Linked DNA regions of Homo sapiens: region 2 is linked to region 1. A link is an interaction called in ENCODE POLR2A ChIA-PET data of the cell type or tissue named here. Cell type or tissue: PC-3. All regions are shown on one strand. Links, peaks and the distances in the headings refer to the core of each region. The heading gives the core; the rest is flanking DNA.

Region 1 (11,004 bases), core at 903-8,902:
AAACTCTGTTGAACTTAACACAGAGTTTCTGAGCCTAAAGATAGAGCTTATTCTCCCAAGACAGTTACTTAAAGACTCTTTAATGTGTGGATAAATAAATAATGAGCATACCTAATGGTAAGGTAAATATCTGTGAAGATTAAAAATCCATGGTGATATACAGTCCCAATACACGGAAAAACATCCTATTTTATTCTGTCCGAATAGAAAGTTTGGTTTATTGACACCCATTCCCTAATAATCTCATTCAAGATTATTAACAACTTATCATAAATTTTATGACAGTTGACACACAAATAATCATTACCTAAAGAGGGGCCTAAAAGGACATTACCTAAAGGGACAACTTTATGCCTACAGACTTGATAACCTAGATAAAATGAACCAATTCCTTGAAAGGTACAATCTGCCAAAGCTCTCACAAGAAGAAATAAACAATTTGAACAGGCTTATTATCTGTTAAAGAAATTAAATGAATAATAACCTTCCAAAACACAAAGCACCAGGCTCAGATGGGCTTACAGGTGAATTCTACCAAATATTTAAGGAAACAAATTACACCAATTCTCTACAGTCTTTTTCAAAAGACACAGGCAAAATAAATAATTTCTAACTCATTCTATGTAAACAGCATTACCCTAATACCAAAACCACACAAAGACATCACAATAATAATGAGAGATCAGTATGTCTCATTAACATAGGTGCAAAAATCTTCAATAAAATATTAGCAAATTGAATTTAATAATGTATAAAAAGAATTGTGCATAATGCCAACTGGGATTTATCCCAGGTATGCAAGCCTGGTTCAATATTCAAAAATCAACTAATGCAATTCATCACTTTAACAAGCTAAAGAAGAAAATCATATGATCATATCAATAAATGCAGAAAAAGCATTAAAATTCAATACTTATTCATGATCAAAGCTCTCAGTTAACTAGGAATGATAACTTCATAAAGAATATCTACAAAAAACTTATGGTTAACATACTATTTAACGATGAGAAATTATCAGCTCTCCCACTAAAATAAGAAACAAGGCAAGGATGTCCTCTCTCTTCGCTCCTTTTCAACACTACATTTGAAATTTTAGTGATGCAATAAAACAAGTAAAAGAAATAAGAGGTATACAAATTGGGGAGGAAGACATAAAACTTTGTTTATATATGATATGATTATCTGTATAGAAAATCTAAAAGAATCACTACAAAAAATCTCCAGGAACCAATAAGCAATTATGGCAAGGTTGCATACAAGATTAATAAACAAAAGTCAATTACTTCCATATATACCAGCAATGAGCAGGCGGGATTTAAAATTAAAAGCACAATACCATTTACACTGCCACCCCAATATATGAAATAATAAAGTATAAATCTAACAAAATATGTACAAGATCTATAAGGAAAATTACAAAACTGCAATGACAAAATCAAAGAATAAATGGAGAGTTATTCCATGTTCATAGATAAGAAGACTCAGTATTGTCAACCTGTCAGTTCTTTGCAATGTGGTCTATAATGCTATCCCAATCAAAATCCCTGAAAAGGAGTTATCTTGTGGCTATCAACCCCTGATTTTAAAGTTTATAGAAAGAGGCAAAAGACCGAGGATAGCCAACACAATGCTGAAGGAGAAGAGCAAAGTTGAAGGACTAACACTACCTAATTTCAAGACTTACTGTAAGCTATAGTAATCAAGATAGGGTGGTATTGGCAAAGTAACAAATAGATTAATAGAAAAGAATAGAGAGGTAAGAAATAGACCCACATAAATATAGTCAGTTGATCTTTGACAAAGGAGCAAAGGCAATACAATGGAGCAAAGATGGTCTTTTCAACAAATGGTGCTAGAACAACTGGACATCCACATGTAAAAAAACTGAATCTATACAGAGACTTTACACTCTTTACAAAAATGAATTCAAAATGGATAACAGATCTAAATGTTTGAAAACTATAAAGCTTCTAAAAGATAACATCCCAGACAATCTAGATAACCCTAGGTTTGCTGATGACTTTTTTAGCTACAACAACACTAAAGGCACAATTTATGAAAAAGAGAGTTTAATGAAAAGAATTTTCATTAAAATTAAAACTTCTGCTCTACCAAGACACTGTCAAGAGAATGAAAAGACAAGCCACAGAATGGGAGAAAGTATTTGTGAAAGATATATCTGATAAAGAACTGTTGTTCAAAATATGGAAAGAACTCTTAAAACTTAGCAATATGAAAACAACTTGTTTAAAAAATGAACCGATGACCTTAACAGACACCTCACCAAAGAAGATACACAGATGGCAAAAAAAAAAAAAGCATATGAAAAGATGCTCTTCATCATATCTCATTATGGAAACACAAATTAGAGCAACGATGAGCTACCATTATACATCTATTAAAATTTCCAAAATCCAGAACACTGACAAAACCAAATTCTGGCAAGGATGTGGTGTAACAGGATCTCTCATTCATTGTTGCTGGAAACAAAAATGAAACAACCACTTTGGAAGACAGTTCAGCAGCTTCTTACAAAACTCAATATGCTCTTACCATAAAGTTCAGCAATCACCCTTCTTGATATTTACCCAAAGACACTAATAACTAATGTCCACACAAAAAACCTGAACATAGATGTTTATGGCAGATTTATTCATAATTGCCAAATCTTAGAAGTAACCAAGATGTTCTTCAGTAAGTGAACAGATAAACTGCGGTACATTCATACAATGGAATATTATTCAGTGCTCTAAAGAAAAATGAGATATTCAGCCATGAAAAGACATGGAAGAAACTTGAGTGTATATTATTAAGTGAAAGAACCCAATCTGAAAAGGCTACATACTGTATGATTCCAACTATAAGGCCATTCTGGAAAAGGCAAAACTATAGAGACAGTAAAAAGGTCAGTGGTTGCCAGGATACTAATGTAGGGAAGGAAGGATGGCTAGGCAGAAAGCAAAACATTTTTAGGGCAGTAAAAATATTCCATTTGGTACTATAGTGATTGATGTCTGTCAATATATATTTATCTAGACCCATGGAATGTATACCATCAAGAGTGAACCCTAATGTAAACCATGAACTTTAGGTGATAATGATGTGACAATGTAAGTTTATCAATTGTAATATAAATGCACCAGTCTGATAGAGGATATTGATAATGCGAGAGGCTATGCATGTGTAGGGGCAGGAGACGTATGGGAACTCTCTGCACTTTTTGCTCAATTTTGCTGTGAACCTGAAACTGCTCTAAAATATAAAGTCAATTTAAAAAAAAAAGAAGCAAGCTCAAAATGTATTTAATTCAAATTTTGTGCAATCTTTAAAATTCTCCAATGCTTCACAGAGACCCTGCTTTTTGGATTTTGAGTCTTGCCATATTTTGGTAATGTGTGAGCCAGCAGCAACAATGAGCATTCATAGAAAAAGACTTTGGAAATTACTGTGTGATTCCAATACAGTATATCATAAACCAAGCCCCCAGAAGAGAGAATTTTCAGTGTCACCATTTTAGGGTACCACTATAATTCTTTTTATACTCAACTAACTTCAAATAAAGTACTCATGCCGGGCATGGTGGCTCACACCTGTAGTCCCAGCACTTTGGGAAGCCGAGATGGGCGGATCACCTGAGGTCAGGAGTTTGAGACCAGCCTGGCCAAGTGAAACCCCGTCTCTACTAAAAATACAAAAACTAGCTGGGTGTGGTGGCTGGTGCCTGTAATCCCAGCTACTCGGGAGGCTGACACAGGAGAATTGCTTGAACCCGGGAGGCAGAGGTTGCAATGAGCTGAGATCGCGCCACTGCACTCCAGCCTGGGCGACAAGAGTGAAACTCTGTCTCAAAAAAAAAAAAAGAAAGAAAATGAAGTACTCTTAATTAAAAAAAAAATAAAAAAAAGAAAAAGAGTACACAATCTTATCTCATGGCACTCCTACAAATACACACACACATACACACACACACACACACACACACACACACACACACACACACACACACACGCTTCAGCTTTTCAGAGCCTGGTAACTTTTTCCCATATTCTTCCAAAAAAGCAGTGTTTGAGGACACAACCCACTGACTGACAAGAGAAGATATTTCACTGAGCTGAATTCACCAGTATGAGATGCCTTTCTTCAATGACAAGTAACATTGACTTCCAAGATGGTGCTATTTGTCAAGAGTAAAAGTTACTTTCTTGAATGATTTTTTTTTTGTAGAAATACATTTTTGGTCTGTAATGTTACTTTTTGTAATGTATTTGTCATTAAAATTATGGTTTCATAAAATGAATTCCCCTATGACTTCTGAAAGCATTTCGGTAAATTTTTTTTATTATTTCTTCCTTAAATGTTTGATAGAATTCTCTTGTGGGACATCTGGGCCTGGAGGCTTCTTTGGGGGAGAGTTTGTATTTTTAAGTTCAATTTCCTTAACAAATATTAGTCTATCAATATTTTCGTTTGATGTATCAGTTTAGGTAAGTTGTGATTTTCACGGATTACATAAAGTTATTCATAATGTTTAATTGGTAAGCTTTTCATTGTTATAGGATCTTTCATTCCTTATATTGTTTTCCTTTCCTCTCTCCTTCTCCCTCCCCTCTGTCTTCTTCTGCCTCCTCCTCTCCCTCGTCCTTCTCCTCCTTCTTCCTTCCTTCCTCTTTCTTCTTTTTCTTCTATTATCTTTGCAAGGATTTTCTAAAATCATTATTCTGCTCAAAGAACTTTTAGCTTTATTGATTTTTTTTCTCTTTTGCCTTTTTCTTTCATTGATTTTCTACTTACCTTTTCCTACTTTCTACTTATGGAGATTTAATTTTTTATTAGTTTATTAGCTTGAAACTTTCTTCTTTTCTCATATGAGGATTTAAATAGATAAATTTATCTCAAAGCTCTTCTTTAAATGCATTCTATATATTTAAATATATTGTGTTTTCATTATCATGCAGTTTGAAATATTTGCTAATTTCACTTGTGATTTCTTCTTTGACCTATGGATTATTTCACAGTGTGTTATTAACTAGCAAATATTTTAGGATTTTCTAATATCTTACTGTTATTGACTTCCAATTTAATTCTGTTCTGGTCATAGAATACATCCTGTACTATTTCGTTTAATTTTTAAGACTTGTTTTGTGGCATATCTAAGTGAATAGTCCGTGTGTACTTCAAAAAGAACACATATTCTACAGTTGTTGAGGATAGTGTTCTATAGATAGCAGCTATATTAAATTTATTGAGTATATTATTAAAATCTTTTCCATTTTTTTGTTACTTTCTATTTGTCCTATCAATTGCTGATGAAGTAATGTTAAAATTTACAATATTTGTCTGTTTCTTCCTTTAATTGTGACATTTTTTGCTTCATCAGTTTGAAGCTCTGTTTTAATGAGGTACATGCACAGTTAAGATTGCTACATCTTCACAATAAATTGGCTTTCATTATGCAATGTTCTTCTTAATCTCTTGTAATACTCCTTATATTAATATCAAATTTGTCTGAATTAATATAGCCATAGAAGCTTTCTTAGAACTAGTATTTGCATGAAATACATTTTCCACATCTTAATCCTATCTGTGTCTTTATATCTAAAGTGATAAGTAGCATATGGTTTGGTTTTGCTTTATTATCCCCATTAATAATCTGTACCTTTCAAGTTTTAAAACATACTTTCAATATAATAATTGATTCTTAAGTTTTTAATTACCTATTCTTAGTTACAATTCCTTAAGCTTTTCTTAAGAGTATGATTAGTGGACAGGCACCGTGGCTCACGCCTGTAATCCCAGCACTTTGGGAGGCCAAGGTGGGCAGATCATGAAGTCAAGTGATGGAGACCATCCTGGCCAACATTGTGAAGCCCTGTCTCTACTAAAAATACAAAAATTAGCTGGGCGTGGTGGCAGGCACCTGTAGTCCCAGCTATTCGGGAGGCTGAGGCAGGAGAATCCCTTGAACCTGGAAGCAGAGGTTGCAGTGAGCCGAGATCACGCCATGGCACTCCAGCCTGGTGACAGAGCAAGACTTCGTCTCAAAAAAAAAAAAGAAGAGTATCATTACCATATTTGTTTTGTTTTCTATATGTCTTATTTGTTGCTTCTTTGTTCTTCCTTTCTTTTCCTGCCTTTTGATCAGCTTCTTATCAATTTTATCACCATTATTTGCTCCTTAGCTGTATCTTTGTCTTAATGCTTTAATAAATGCTCTGATGACACAATGCATTCTTAACTCATAGTAATCTAACTTTAATTAAAATCTTATCACTTTAAATGTAAGAAGCTTGTAGTATTTTTCAACATAACCTATTTCCTGTTCTTGATGCCGTCTATATATATATGTGTGTGTATATATATATATATATGTGTGTGTGTATATATATATATATATGTGTGTATATATATATATATGCATAGATTTTTTTTTTTAAGACAGGGTCTTACTCTGTTGCACAGGCTGGACTACAGTTGCTCAATCTCAGCTCACTGCAAGCTCTGTCTCCTGGGTGCAAGTGATTCTCCTGCCTCAGCCTCCCTAGTAACTCTGATTACAGGCGCCCACCACTACACCTGGCTAATTTTTGTATTTTTAGTAGGGACGTGGTTTCACCACGTTGGCCAGGCTGGTCTTGAACTCCTGACCTCAGGTGATCTGCCTGCCTTGGTCTCCCAAAGTGCTGGGATTACAAGCTTGAACCACTGCGCCTGGCCACATATTTCTTGTGTACTAATTATAGAGCATAAGATAAATTGTAATCATATTTGTCTTAAACAGTCACTTGCCTATTAAGGAATTTTACTTATGTTATTTATTTTCTTATATTTACTCACACATTTACCATTCCCACCACTCTTTATTTTTTCCTGTATATCCTAGTTTCTGGATTTATGGGATCCTTTAGATGGAAGAACTTCCTTTACAATATCTGTTGTGTTGGTCTGCTGACAACAAGTCTCTCAAGTTTTGCTTATCTGAAAACATGCCTTCACATTTGAATGATTATTTCATCTATGCACAGAATTACCATGACAGTTCTATTAAGTGCTTCAGAGATGCCATTCCATTGTCTCCTGGTTTCTATTGTTTCTGATGAGAAGTTAGGCATAAATTGAATCATTGCTCCTCTGTATGTAATGTGTTCTTACCCTCTTGCTGTTTTCAGTACTTTTCTTTTGCTTTGGATTTCATCAGATTGGTTATCACATGCCTGTGCATGCATGCGTATATGCATAAGTGTGTGTGGTGTGACAATTCATCCTACTTAGCATTCAGTGAGCTTCTCAAATCTGTGGGTTAAGTTTATCTGTTAAATTTGGGGTAAAATTTGACCATTATTTATTGAAATAATCTATATGACTTTCCTTATCACTTTTTCTTCTAGGACTCCAATTGCATGATATTGTTCCACAAATCTCTGACATTTTCTTCATTTACTTTTCTCATTGTAACTCAGTTTGAACAATTCATCTTATCTTCTTTTTAAATTGACTATGTTTTTGTGCATGCTAGTCTGCTGTTCAGTCCATCTAATTACGTTTTTATTTCAAACATTATGTTTTTCTGTTCTAGAATGTCATTTCATTCTTTTATAGTTCCTATTTTCTCTCCAAATGTTCAATCTCTTTGCTCATTGAATCCATTCTTTCTTGTAAATTTTTTAACATATCAGTAATAAAGTTTTTGCATGCTATATTCATTTTCTACTGCTACTGCAACAAACCACCAAAAATTTAGTAGCCTAAACAACACAAATTTATTATTTTATAATTCTGGAGGTTAGAAGTCCAAGATGGGTTTCACTGGATTAAAATCAAGGTGTTATCAGGGCTACATTCCTTCTGGAGGAAGAATCTAGACATCCTAGGGGAGAAACTATATCCTTTCTCTTTACAGCTTCTACAGGCTGCTTCATTCCTTGGTTTATGGCCTATTCCTCCAACTTAACAGCCGGCAGCACAGCATCTTTAATTCTCTCTCTGACTCGGACACTCTTCTCAATGCCACTTTCGGTTATAAGGACTTTTTTGATTATATTGGATACTTTTCCCATCTCAAAGTCAGCCGATAAGCAACCTTATCTGCAACTTTAATTCCTCCTATAGCTTCTAGGGATTAGGACACTGACATCTCCAGCATTATTACCTCAGTTACTATCAATAGTTGAGTCTACATGGGTCTGCTCTTATTAACCACTTTTTTTCTTGATTAGGGATCACATTTTCCCACTTCCTTATATGTTTCATATGTTTTCACTGAGTTTTAGATATTGTGTATAAAGAAGAGGCTGAAATATAATTATTTTTTATTTTGTTTATTTTCCAGATAATTTAAGCTTTTCCTTCTGACAATTATAGTAAGTGGTTGATGATTAAAATTTTTTCAAAAGTCAAGTTGATCTGGGACTGAACCATAATGTCAATTAGATTAAGTTCACATTTTGTTAACCCTACCTGTACCCTCCTCCTACGCCACTACCACTCAGGGGCTAATCATTTTGGGTTTTTACAGCATTTGAGCCAGGTAGCATAGGGGATAGACCAATGTTTCAAACAGCTTTGGCTCATGTTTGGATTCAACTTTCATGGGTCCTAAAACCTAAACACCTCAAGAATGCATAAAATTGCATGAATTCACTTTGCTTTCAAGCTTCTCCTCTACTGCCATCTTCTCAGTGAAATTTTGACAAGGAGTGTGACAAGAGAATTGTCAATCCAAGTGATTTATTTTTGTGTTTAGAATTCATATAATAATCTCTTATGCCACTCACATTGTCTTTAAAGGTGTAGCTGATTTCTCCTTGTCCCTACAGTTTTTCCATCTGTGTTATACCTACTCTTTCACTCACATGTTCCCAAATAAAGCCCTCAGGTATAGAAGCTACAGTGGTGCTCCTCTTACTCATAAGTGGCTTATTCCTTTCTAGAATTCAGTTCACCAAGGCTTCACTGTGTTCTCTGCTAGTTGATAGCTGAAGAGTATAATATTTTTTTAATCCTGTTTTTTTATGTTGTCATGATGGAAACAGAGGTCTTTTACATATTTTCATATACTAACTGGCATCAAAATTCTTCTGATATCCATAGAATGTTGCTTCAGAAAAAGAAAGGCAGAATTTTTATTGCTTAATAACTACTTTGTTAAAGTGATCACCTATTTTTAAATGAAGTTTTTGCCAGTTATTGAGACTATACTTTGAGGGCCATGAAGAGTAGGAAAGAGGAAGACAGAAGATAATCAGAAACTAATCTGGTCATAAATTACTGATCAACTAGCAGCCAATTTATTAGTTGATGGTGCCAACAGAAAAATTAAGTTTTGATCAACACTTTCTACTGAAAATCTCCTCTTCTTAAAACACTTTTCTTTCTTTTTTTTTTTTTGAGACGGAGTCTTGCTCTGTCACCCAGGCTGGAGTGCAGTGGTGCGATCCCGGCTCACTGCAACTTTCGCCTCCCAGGTTCAAGCTATTCTCTTGCCTCGGCCTCCCAAGTAGCTGGGACTGCAGGTGCCCGCCACCATGCCCGGTTAATTTTTGTATTTTTAGTAGAGATGGCGTTTCACCATATTGTCCAGGCTGGTCTCAAACTTCTGACCTTGAGATCTGCCCGCTTCGGCCTCTCAAAGTGCTGGGATTACAGGCGTGAGCCATCGCACCTGGCCAAAACACTTTTGTCTTAAGGATATAGTAGATCTATGTAACAGCCTGTCGAAAGGGGACTCTGTTGTTTCCACTGAGACACCACTCAAGCCTCAGAATGAACTATTTCCACATTCTAAAGTGAAGAGCTAAATCTTCTATATAGGATAGGTAAAGGAAGTGGCCAAACACTCATTTTTTTTTTTATTCTTAACCTATTGCCCACTTTGAATGCATATAAGTGTCAAAGCTGAAGTGGTCAAGAAAAGAGACTTTTTGGTGAGAGCAGTCAGTGCCTGCATGTCCTTCCACTGCCCATTCCCATGGAGATGTAAAGACAGTACACCTTCTCTTCCCTCCCCTTAAGTCCAGTGGCAGAAGGGGTTTCAAAGAAACCATTCACACAACATGATATTTTGCCCCTTTTGTTTGAAGGACAACATGAACTCTAAACGCAAGAAGGTATGGCTTGGCCTAGAATAGCAAAGCTAAGAAAGACTGTACTGGGCACTAAGGTCAGTCCCATCAATGATTAGGTTAGGCCCTGTGAGTTTTTTGGTGGGCTAAATGGACAGATGGGATAAAGCTGCCATAAAAGTAATTTAAAGGAGACTATGACCAAGAAGCCATCTGGATGCATGATAAAACCCCAGTAGATAAATCTATTTTAGGAAAACAACCAAGTGTCCAACTTCTAAAATTGTAGTTAAAAGTGTAAGAATATAGTTATTCTAGTTGGGAAAAGGAGTGAGTCACAAGTAGGGTTTCTAAAGTGCTAGTGTTATTCCATTTTTTGTTTAGGGCACTGATTACCCATTTGCATTTGTTTTATGAAAACACAGTGATTTACCCCTTTCTGTATGTATATTATACTGCAATAAAAAGTTGTATTTTAAATTGCTGATTCTAACCAAGATTTTATTCAGAACCACAGAAAATTCTCAACTATATAATATTTAAAGGGATAGTAGGGTTAATATCATTGTACAGTACTGTATTAAATCCAGTTGACAAAATGACATTTCCATTGAACTTCAAATGTATTTACTGCAAACAGGAGCTTTGTTCTGTCAAAGCAATTCTCTCAGTCATGCTAAAACTAAATTAAATTAAAATATAAATTACATTTATAAAGTTTATTTCACTAGAATTTGGTCAAAAAGGGAAATAAAAACTAGCTACACAATAAACTGTTTACTTTCTGGTAGGCAGAATTTTAAGTTGACCTCCTGTGACCTTTGTCTTTGTAAAATCTATTCCTCTTAAGCATGGGCAGAACCTGCAAACTCAATGAGTTATCACTCTCATGATTATGTTATATTACATGACAAAAGGGATTTTTGCATATGTAATTAGTTTACTA
Region 2 (11,004 bases), core at 1,468-9,467, 67 kb before region 1:
GTGCTGATCATGGAGGGAAGCTATTGTTGTGGCATATGGAGATGATATGGGCTGAATCATGCCCCCAACCCCTGCCAAGATTCATATCTTGAAATCCCAACCCCCAGTATCTCAGAATGTGACTGTATTTAGAGATAAGGTCTTTAAAATTACTTAAATTAAGATGCGGTCATTTGAGTGAGCCCTAATCTAATCTGACTGATATCCTTATATGAAGAGGAAATTAAGCTACAGATAAACTCAGAGGAAAGACCATGAGAAGCCACAGGGATATGACTATCTGTAAGCCAAGGAGAGAGGCCTTCAGGCTTCAACCCCGCCAACACCTTGATCTTAGGTCTGTAGCCTCCAGAATTGTGACAAAATACATTTCTGTTTTTAAGCCACCCAATTGGTGGCATTTTGCTATGGCAGCCAGAACAAACTAATACAAATCTGCAGGATTCAATGGCAATTTCAAGGGGGAGAAATGTTGCACTTCTTAAATGACACTACTCAAAACTTCTAGATTGTGGTAACCCATCAATGAGAGACAATGTAATGTAGTGTGATAGACTACTGAAGGCTCCATGGACCACGGACAATTAATGTTTGGGCATAATTGGGCTAGTTAGGTGGAAAGTACTGGCTCTTCAGACTATATTACGTGAGAGGCCATAGGTTACATGAACTTTATTCCCTAAATTCACTTGAGGCAGCCACAGGGGAGGAAAGTCAATTACTGGATAGGGAGGTAGGGATAATAAAAAGTCTTTTAACTATAATGTCTCTACCAAATCATTCATTCATTTATCAAAAAGATATTAATTATAACTACTATATGCTGGGTGCCATGTGGGATATGGAGACTATAATAGTAAAAAAATGAGTATGTTTTTTTTTCAGGATATACACTCTAGTAGAAATACAGACAAGTAAGTAGATAATGTAACAATGTTATATGTACTTCATGGGGCACTTATCTCAGTACTTTTTTTTTTTTTTTTTTTTTTTTTGTAGAGAAGAGAATGTAGCTAACTGACCGTAATGGCTTAGGTTCCAAGTTGGTGTTTTGATTTGGGTTTGGCAGCTTCTGTAAGGGCTGCAATGGTTGAAATCTTGCCTCTTTTCCTGCCAGTGCTTCCTTAAAGATAAGACAGGACTTAATGACAAGATCGGGTATTACCATGGGTTAGAAGTAATACCCAGTCCTCACGGTTCCACAGAGAGTCAGGGAAAGGTGTGTCATTAGGTAGCAGAAGGAATTCTGGGCATTTGGCATTCAGCAGTCAGCAGGATACAAACTAGGTGACAGGTGAATGCCCCATTGGCTGGTCAGGGGCTGCCACTAGGGCAGTCTGACTACAGGTATTAGGCATAAGCAAGCATTTAGCTTCAAAGTGCAATATTAGAGACTTTGTTTGAGAATACCAATTACAGGGGTTGAAGGCAAAGTTCAAAAGAAATGGGAGAGAAATGGTATTGGCAAGTGACTTAACACAGTGACTTAGGGTTGACAGTCAGGAGGTTTGAAAGTAAATTAGTACAAGTGTTTGCATATGTTGATTGATATCCCAGTCTCCTATGGAGATTGTCAGCGTACTTGTACCTGGACCTCATCCCCAGAGATTTTCATTCAGCTATTTTATGGCTAAACCTGGACATTTATTTCCTTAAATAACTCAGCATGGGATTATGATGTGCACCAAAGATTTTAAATTGCCGGATTACAATAACAGAGGGCAAAAAGCAAGCAGGCATGTGCATGTGTGTAGATGTGTGTGTGTGTTGGGGGAGGAAGAAGATGAGCAGCAGGAAGATCTTTGTTGGGTAGAATAACCTCAATAGAGGCTTCTCTGCTGAAGAGGGGAATACGTTTTGTGTGATCAAGGGAAACTAGAGAGGATGTCAAACTGTGCTAAATATCTGCATGTAGAAAAGTTGGCTGCAGGGTTTCTTAGGGAAGTCAAAGGAAATACTAATTGTATCTCCATAGCAACAGGCTGCCCAGTTCTGCCTCTGCCTCTCCGCTTTCTTACACTTGTCCTGAACATTCAAGTCTTATATATCCCCTGTATAAACAGGCATAAGCCTCATCGTAAAATAATAACTATGCTTTCCTTTCTATTATCTAGTATTGAAATCTATGTAGAGTGCCTTTTAGGTTTAAAATCCAAATCTGTTCTCTAAACAAGAGCTAACTGATCAGGCACATTAAATCTACCTCTGGCCTGTAATCCCAGCACTTTGGGAGGCCAATGCAGGCAGATTGCTTGAACCCAGGAGTTCAAGATCAGCCTGGTCAGTGTGATGAAACCCCATCTCTACAAAAAAAAAAATTAGCTGGGCATAATGGTATGCACCTGTAGTCCCAGCTATTTGGGAGGCTGAGGTAGGAGGATTGCTTGAGCCTGGGAGGTGGAGGCTGCAGTGAGCCCAGATCACACCACTGCACTCCAGCCTGGGCAACAGAGCCAGACCCTGTCTCAAAAAAAATTAAAAAATTTAAAAAGTAAACAAATCTACCTCTGGTGGCATATTCTTACAAAAATCCCCTTGCCCCTGAGTGTTAATGATGTTATAGGGTGCAGTAGGCTATAAATATCCTCCCCAACCCATGCAAAAACAAAAAAGATATGTTTACTTTGTAATCCCTAGAACCTGTGAATATTTCCTTACTGGCTAAAGTATTAAAGTATACTTTATATTAAAGTATAAAATATTACCTTATACGAATAAAGATGTGATTACATTAAGGATCTTGAGAGGACAATCTCATTCTGGGTTATACCCAGGTGGGCCCTAAATGGCATCGCAAAAGTCCTTATGGGAGAGAGGCAAAGGCAAATCAGATAGACACACAAAAGAAGGGGAGGTGCTATGGCCACAGAGGCGGAGATTGGAGTGATGTAGCTTCAAGCCAAAGAATGCCAACAGCTACCAAAAGCTGGAAGAAACAAAGAATGGATTCTCCTCTCGAGCCTCATAGGGAATGTGGTCCTGGTAATACCTTGATCTTGCACTTCTAACCTCCAGAACTGTGAGATACTCAATTCCTGTAGTCATAAGCCACCCAGTTGGAGGTAAACTAATACAGATCTTGGTACCAGGAAGTGGGGTGCTGTGGTAACAATACCTAAACATTTTAAAGCGGCTTTAGAATTGGACAATGGGTAAAGTCTGGAAGAATTATGAGGTGCTTGACAGAAAAATTCTAAATTGCTTTGAGCAGATTGTTAAAGGAAATATAGAACTAAAAGACACTGCTAATGAGTGCTCAGAGGGAAGAAGCAGCACAGTAGAGAAAGCTTCTATTTTCTAAGCAAATATATATATTTTCATGAACAGAATATTGATAGAAATATGAATGTTAAAGGTACGGTTGGCAAGAACTCAAAAGGAAATGAGGAACATGTTATTGGAAATAGAAGAAGAGGTGGCTCTTGTTACATAGTGGCAGAAAATTTCACCAAACTGCATCCTACAGTTATATGAAAAGCAGAACCTGTAAGTGATAAACTTGGACATTTAGCTGAGGAGATATCCATGCAAAGTATTGCAGGTGTGCCCTGGGTTTTTCTTGCTGCATATAGTAAAATGAGAGAGGAAAGAGATAAATTGAGGAAAGAACAGTTAAGCAAAAATGAATCAGATATTGACATGAGAAATTATCAGCCTTTACAGGTTGAAAACAATGCCAAAATTAGAAGATTCACTTTTAGGAAAGCACGCTCTGGAGAGAAAGCCAAGGGTGTAGTTGGACACCTTTTAACTAAAGAGATTAGGCGTGTGACTCATGGATCCACTCAGTCGTCTCAGTGGAAGCCAAGAATCAAGATGAGATTATCCGGGGACGATTTGTGGAGAGTGTTGTTGTCTCATGTTGTGTATTCCTGTGAAATTCACGGAAGACCCACAGGTTTTCAAGAATATTATATTAGCAGAAACATTGTTAGTTCGATTGAGAAAGACAAAGACAACATGAAGAAATACTGTTGGACTCCAAAATACTACATGCAAAAAACATGCTGATAAAACTAATTAGCTAAAAATATGTGCTACCCTCCAAGAAAAAGAATGACTCTGAGAGTAGACATTAATGCAGAGGCATACACAGTTGTGAGTCACAGAGGATTCTCATGCCTTGAAACCTGATGGAATTTGTCCTGCTCAATTTTCAACTTACCTGGAACCCGTTACCATTTTATTCTTTCCATTTTCTCCTTTCTGAAATGAAAATGTCTATAACTGTCTCTCCCACCATTACATTTTGAAAGAAGATAACTTATTTTCTAATTTCCTAGGCAGACAGAAAGAATTTTGCCCCAGAATAAATCATATCCAGACCCTCACCCATACCTGATTTAGATGATGATTGCCTTAGTCCATTCAGACTGCTGTAACAAATTACCAAAAAACTGGATGGCTTAAAAGCAACAGGAATTTTTTTTCTTACAGTTCTAGAAGCTAGAAGGTTTAAGACTGAGGTGGCAGCAGATTTGGAGTCTGGTGAGGGCTTAGTTTCTGATTCACAGGTGGTGCCTTCTTGCTGCATCCTCACATGATGGAAGGAGGCAAAGCAGTTTTCTGGGGCCTCTTTTATAATCCCTTTCAGGAGGACAGGGCCCTCCTAACCTAATCACCTCCCAAAGGCCTCACCTTCTAATACCATCACCTTGGTGATTAGAATTTAACATATGAATTTAGGGAAGACACAAACATTCAGACCATAGCAATGATATTTGGGACTTTTGAACTGATGATATTTAGATGAGATTTTTGGACTTGAATAGATGCTTAAATCTATTGAGAATTTTTACAATGTTGGAATTAGGTGGATATATTTCACATGTGGGACAGATGTGAATCTTTTGGGCCAAAGGTCACAGATGCGGTAAGCTTAAAAAATGGCAAAAGGGCATTATATTTTATGGCAAAAGATGTGACAAAGTTAAGAATCTTGAGAGGAGGAGCTTATCCTGGATTATTCAAGTGAATCCTCAATGCTACCACAAGTGTCCCCATGAGAGAGGCAGAGGGAGACCAGATACAGACACTCAGAAGAAGAGGAGGTGATATGATTACAGAGGCTGAGATTGGAGTGATGTAGCTATAAGTCAGGACATGCCAACAGCTACCAGAAGCTGGAAGAGGCAAAGAATGGCTTCTCCCCTAGAGCATCAGCAGAAAATGCTTCCCTGCCTACACCTTGATTTTGGCCTTCAGAACCATGAAAGAATAAATCCCTGTAGTTTTAAACCACCCAGTATGGTAATTTCTTACAGCAGCCCAAGGAAACTTGTACACCAGGTAAGTAATAAAGAAATTAATTAATTTTTTATTGGAATGTGGAAAACACATATATAAGAAGAAGAGACTCATGCTCTCAACACATTTCCTCCCTCTAGCAAACTTCCTTTAGTTACAGGACCATCAGGTTTGCATGCCCACTGCACAGTAACATACCAACACACTGAGACAGCAGGACTTGCAGCAAAGAAAGCATTTAATGATCACAGGGTAGCTGAACAAGGAGATGAGAGGGACCCTCAGATGCATCTCCCTTAGGAGTTTTTAAGAGGATCATGGAGGGCAAAGGGCTGGAAAACTGGGATCATTTATCAGTCAGGGTAAGGGGATGAACTCGTCAGGATGTGGAAACCGTATTATTCAGTGAGTCAGTATGTCATGGGGTCCTTCAGACCAGCTGACATCAGTGATTTCATCAGTAGGCAGGGCCTGAAAGAATCTCTCAAATGGAAAATTTAATGTTTCACAATGCTTAAGATGTTATCTACAGAGCAGTTAAGGGGAACTATAATCCTAGGACAGGGTCTAATGTGATTCTGAGGTAATAGGCAGCAAATGACTATGAGGAAGTGGGTCAGAGAGCAGCTGACCTAATGATTAATGCTAAGTGTGCTGTAAGCTTGGTTTATTTTTTTCTCCCCCTCTCTTCTTCCCTGATTAATTTTATAAACTTTATAGGGATGGTTTCACTTTCCTGATATTCTGGTAAGTGGAAACTGATGAGTACATTACCACTGGGTATTGGTCATAGGAAGAAAAACAATTGCCTACAAACTACTATAATATACTCCTGAATATCATATTTTTATTTTCTGTTCCCAGGCAATGATATCAAGGGAGAATCTGCAGACATACCTTTATTAAGTTAAAATTTAATACCATGCTCCTGGATTTTAGAAAGAACAAAAGTGGGATACAGCCATACCTGAACTATTTCCAAGATTTCTAGCTATTTCTCCTTGATAAAGGCATTTTCCCTTTATGAGTATCTACTTCCTCATATTAAAATGAGGATGGTGGACTAGTCTCATGGGGTGGCTGGAAGATGTATGTTAGGACAAAGGTGTCACACAACAGGCAGTAAAAAATTATCATTGCCCCATCATCAACTGGAGGAGCTCATAGCTCATCTGCTTTTTCTTTGACTTCCAGGAGGCTCAGAGATAAATGTAATCTTTATCATAGTGGCTCATCAGGCTGAGTGATTAGCATATGGTGGTTTCTTTTTAATTCATATATTTAATTTATGTTAATTTTATCAACATTATTGTATATTTTTCTCATTATAAACTGCTTTCTGGAGACAGGTTAGATAGGCATAGTTAATAAGTGGTCAACTATGTTTGTTTATATTGTCTACGAAGATAATTGTCTTATATGGCCTATCCTGTGTTTGTTTTGGTGGAAAGTGATGGGGGCTCAAAAAAGTTAGCAGGCAGAAGTGTCTGGCTCCTTTAAACAACCAGTTTGTCTTGCGTCCAGGAAAATTATTTCCACCTTGGGAAAGAACATCCTTTAAAATGAACCTACTTAGAAAGGAAGCAAGGCCAAGCCCTCTCTATAAAGAAAAAACTTTGCCAAGGAACTACAGAGCTCCTTGAGGGCATGCAACACCCAGAATAAGTAACAGAAATGTGTGAGAGGCCTAAGTCAAGTCTGCATGCTACATATCAGCTAGCTGAGTAGAAATTGACATTAAAACTTCAGAAATTGCATGGAAGAGCCAGATGGGAGAACAGTACGCTATATATTCAAAATAGGATTTAAAGTAGTTTATCAAATGTGTTTACAATACCCCCAAACCAATGCTTATTTAAACTGGCCATATGTTGTAGTTTGTGCATATAAATTCAAATTAACTTAAAGAAACTGTGTTACGTCTCTCAAGTACGCACATTTGAGGTAAGCCTGCAGATTTGGTAAGAGCACCATGCTAAGCAATCAATGTGGACCACAACATTGATTGCAACAGGTAATACGGCCGCATAATTTTTAAATACAATTTTCTAAGAAGTACAATTTTTAGATATCAGTACTTAATAGGCAAAATGATCCAAGCACAATTATTTTTATAGTTTTATCACCTGACCATCACTGAGGAGATGGCTTCAATGCATCAGTGACTTGTTTTTTTTTTTTTCGTGACAGAGACAGAACTCTGGTACCTCTTCCTCTTATAAGAATACCAATCCTATTGGATTAGGGCCTCACCTTTATGCATTATTTAGCCTTAATTACCTTTTTAAATATGCTGTATCTTCAAAAATAGTCACTCTGGGGGTTACGGCTTCCACATATGAATTTAGAGGGAACAAAATTTGGCCTGTTTGGGAACACAATTTGGACTCGTCCAAGGGGAGAGTCTAGTGCTTGGAGAAACTAAAGTCCTGAAAGGTGTTGCCCTGCAGTGTCGATCCTATTGGTGGCTGACACCCACATGCAAGTGACATTACATCAAGCTTCTATTGCTTGAAGATCTCTTCAGCCTCTGAAGTCAACCATCATCCCTTCCAGTAGGTAGTACACTCACTGGCATTTTTGCATTGTTGTCATTGTTGTTTTTGAGATAGAGTCTCACTCTGTTGCCCAGGCTGGAGTGCAGTGGTGCAATCTCAGCTCACTGCAACTGCCACCTCCCAGGTTCAAGTGATTCTCCTGCCTCAGCCTCCCAGGTAGCTGGGATTATAGACATGCATACCATACCCAGCTAATTCTTGTATTTTTAGTAGAGATGGTGTTGCACCATGTTGGCCAGGCTGGTCTCAATCTCCTGACCTCATGTGATCCACCTGCCTCAGCATCCCAAAGTGCTGGGATTACAGGCACGAGCCATTGTGTCTGGCCATTTTGGCATGAGTGTTTATCTATGCTCTGGGAAGAAATATTTGCAGGTAAAAACTGGTTGCCACTAAACTCTTAAGTCGAGCTTGTCCAACCTGCAGCCCATGGGCCACATGCAGCCCAGGAAGGCTTTGAACATGGCCCAACACAAATTTGTAAACCTTCTTAAAACATTATGAGATTTTTTGGCAATTTTATTTCAGCTCATGAGTTATCATTAGTGTTAGTGTATATTATGTGTGTCCCAAGACAATTCTTCTTCCGATATGGCTCAGGAAAGCCAAAAGATTGGACACTCCTGCTCTAAATCTTGTGTCTTGTTCACTGTTGTATCCCCAGCCTCACCTAGTGGCGGGCATATTGTCAGTCCTCGTCAAGGATTTATGAAGTGAATGATCTTATACAGCAGCACCAGTTCCTTCACTCTTACACTTCTCAGACTGGGGCAGGCAGCACTCTGAAGGGTTGCCAAATTTACTAGGGGTTTTAAGACATGAGTTAAATGTACACATCTCAGGGAAGCACAAATTTTACTTGATTACAAGTCATTTAAAATGTGATGTAATATTAAGCTAAACTTTGGTCTGTTGCAAAAAAGAAAGCAAAGTTCTCATAAATGTCAAGGCCAAGGTGATTTCTTTGTGTACCATTCTCCCTCAGCTTCCCCAAGGATCTAGGTCAACTCTGTGTTCTCACTCTTGCGCTGGGTACTTAGAGATACCAAAGAGAAAACACTGAAGATATTTACATTTATCCACAGATCCATAATAAAAATGTGTATTCCAAGTTCAAGGATGATAACTATCACAAGATTATATAGAGATTCTTTTTACTGCTTTCTTTTAATTCTCTATGAGAATTAGACGATGTACGGAAACCATATAAATGCAGCTTTACAGAGACAATGAAGTACAAAATTCAAAGGCTTCTACTTCATAAAAAGAGATTAGGTAAAGTGCTGCTTAATGTTTCATAAAATTAGTCACAGATGGTAGGACCTCCTAAGGCCTCCTGGGTCACGTCTACTGAACCTGTACTGATGTTTTTAAAAAATATACCTTTGACTATGGAGGGCTAATATGTCAATTACTTGCTCTGAATTCTGTTCCAATGGTTAAGTACTCCTGCTAATGCTAATAGATATATTTCCACATTGATCCTCTGGCACTCTCTGAACACTTCTCCTTTATTATGCCACCTCAATGGATTTTTGCAAATTTCTCACTAAAAATTATTCCTCCAGCATAACCTACATAAAACACAGTTGGATTCTACTTTGTCTCTCCCTCTTCCACCAGATAGATTGACTCATTTTAGAAATTTACTGTGGAGCTCTATGTTTTCAAAAGCATTCAGACTGAATGTGATTTATAGCTATCATTCAGACTTCATCATTTGCTGTAGTGATTTTATAAGAGTTCTACTACATCAGAAGAACTTTGCCTATTTTCACAGCATCAATATGGTTATGATACTTAATCATTGGCCCTCAAGCCTCTTGAAGACACACTTTGGTTGTGTTACCAAACACAACCAAATTTATGTGTATTTGTATACACATAATTCATGTGTATTGTCTTCCTCCAGAAGGTGACTTTAAGCAGCTCCCTTTCTAACTATTCTTGATTTCTATGCATTTTACATTTGTCTCCAAAATGGACTCATACTTTTGCATCTGTTTCAAAATCTTTTCAATTTGCCCTCTCTCTGTTTTTGGTCATGCTTACTTTGGATTTGACTTCCAGTTATCCTTGTTATACATAAAATCCAAGGACATTTTCGCACTGATGCTTACTGAATTTATTATGCCTTCAAGAAGATCTTGATACTTGATACTGTCTCAAAATATATCTATAAACAAGCAACCTTAAATCCAGTTAATTGTACATTTATCCAAACTACCTCACTGCTATCTGACTTACATGCACAGCAGCAATGAACGGGAACTATGTCTGTGTCATTCAAGATGTATCAGGAAAAAAATTTGAGGTGATCTATGACTTTTTAAAGCTGAGTGGCTTTGCTGAAATGCAGAGTACAATTGAGAAACATGGCTTTCTCAGTCATGGAAAGCACTGCCCTACTCAATTAAAAAGAAAAAAGGAAAGAAAGGAAAAATAAGAAAGAAATTATCATCTGTGAAAAGATAGATAATTTATGATACAAGGAATGCTTTCAAAAATAATTATTGGTATAGAAAGAAGATGTCGAATACTTATAAAAAGATTTTTCTCCATCTACAATCCAAAAAGGTGTTCATTTACATAAGTAGATAGTGGATAAAATGTGTAAAATACCAGGAATACATCCAAGTGACTTTTTAACACAATTAACAAAGCTACATAAATCAGTCTCAGAGATTTTTCTTCAGAAATCTCCAATAGCAAACTGTGTAAAATATCTTAAATGGCCTCGAAACCAGTTTAAAAGATCAAGGATGTGTTAGCATATATGAAGAGAACTCAGTAATCATTTTAAGGAAACATAACCTGCAACCAGACCTATTTACTTTTTCATGTGTTCATGGCATCAAAAATGTATTTCTAAATTTTGTTTTTTTAAAGTCACTCTTTAAAGGACCTAGGAAATTGAGATGATGCCAGTGTGCATAGCTGGTTTATTGACATAAATATGTCATCATTTTGGTATTTAAAACTCAATTAAACTCTCTTAAAAACTAACAATCCAGGAGAAAAAAAAAAATTGTACAAAGGGTTTGAAGCAACCATTCAAAGAGAAAACCCAAAACAGACCCAAAGTGTTTCACCCATGATCAGGAAACTGCAAATTAAATCAATATTAAAATACCATTTTGTATCCATCAGTTTTGTTAAATAAAAACAGGAAATTTCACCAATAATCAGGAAAATGCAA

Evidence for each region. ChIA-PET counts read pairs that join two places held together with the same protein. Peaks named below come from ENCODE experiments on the same cell type or tissue, not always from the same donor. Only the 100,000 strongest peaks of a DNase experiment are listed, where the experiment ranks them.
Region 2: POLR2A ChIA-PET joins it to region 1 with 12 read pairs; 2 of 35 experiments call an interaction of 5 or more read pairs at or near these places.

The regions. Positions count from the first base shown.
Region 1 is chr2:150,743,738-150,754,741 of GRCh38, forward strand. No RefSeq gene overlaps it. Among named protein-coding and RNA genes, the nearest start is that of LINC02612, 120 kb to the left of the region's middle. RefSeq lists an enhancer at 6,795-7,310. In PC-3, for the core only: no CTCF peak of the experiment used is centred there; no DNase peak of the experiment used is centred there.
Region 2 is chr2:150,675,855-150,686,858 of GRCh38, forward strand. No RefSeq gene overlaps it. Among named protein-coding and RNA genes, the nearest start is that of LINC02612, 52 kb to the left of the region's middle. In PC-3, for the core only: no CTCF peak of the experiment used is centred there; a DNase peak (open chromatin) is centred at 5,787; H3K4me3 peaks cover 327 bases; H3K27ac peaks cover 2,973 bases.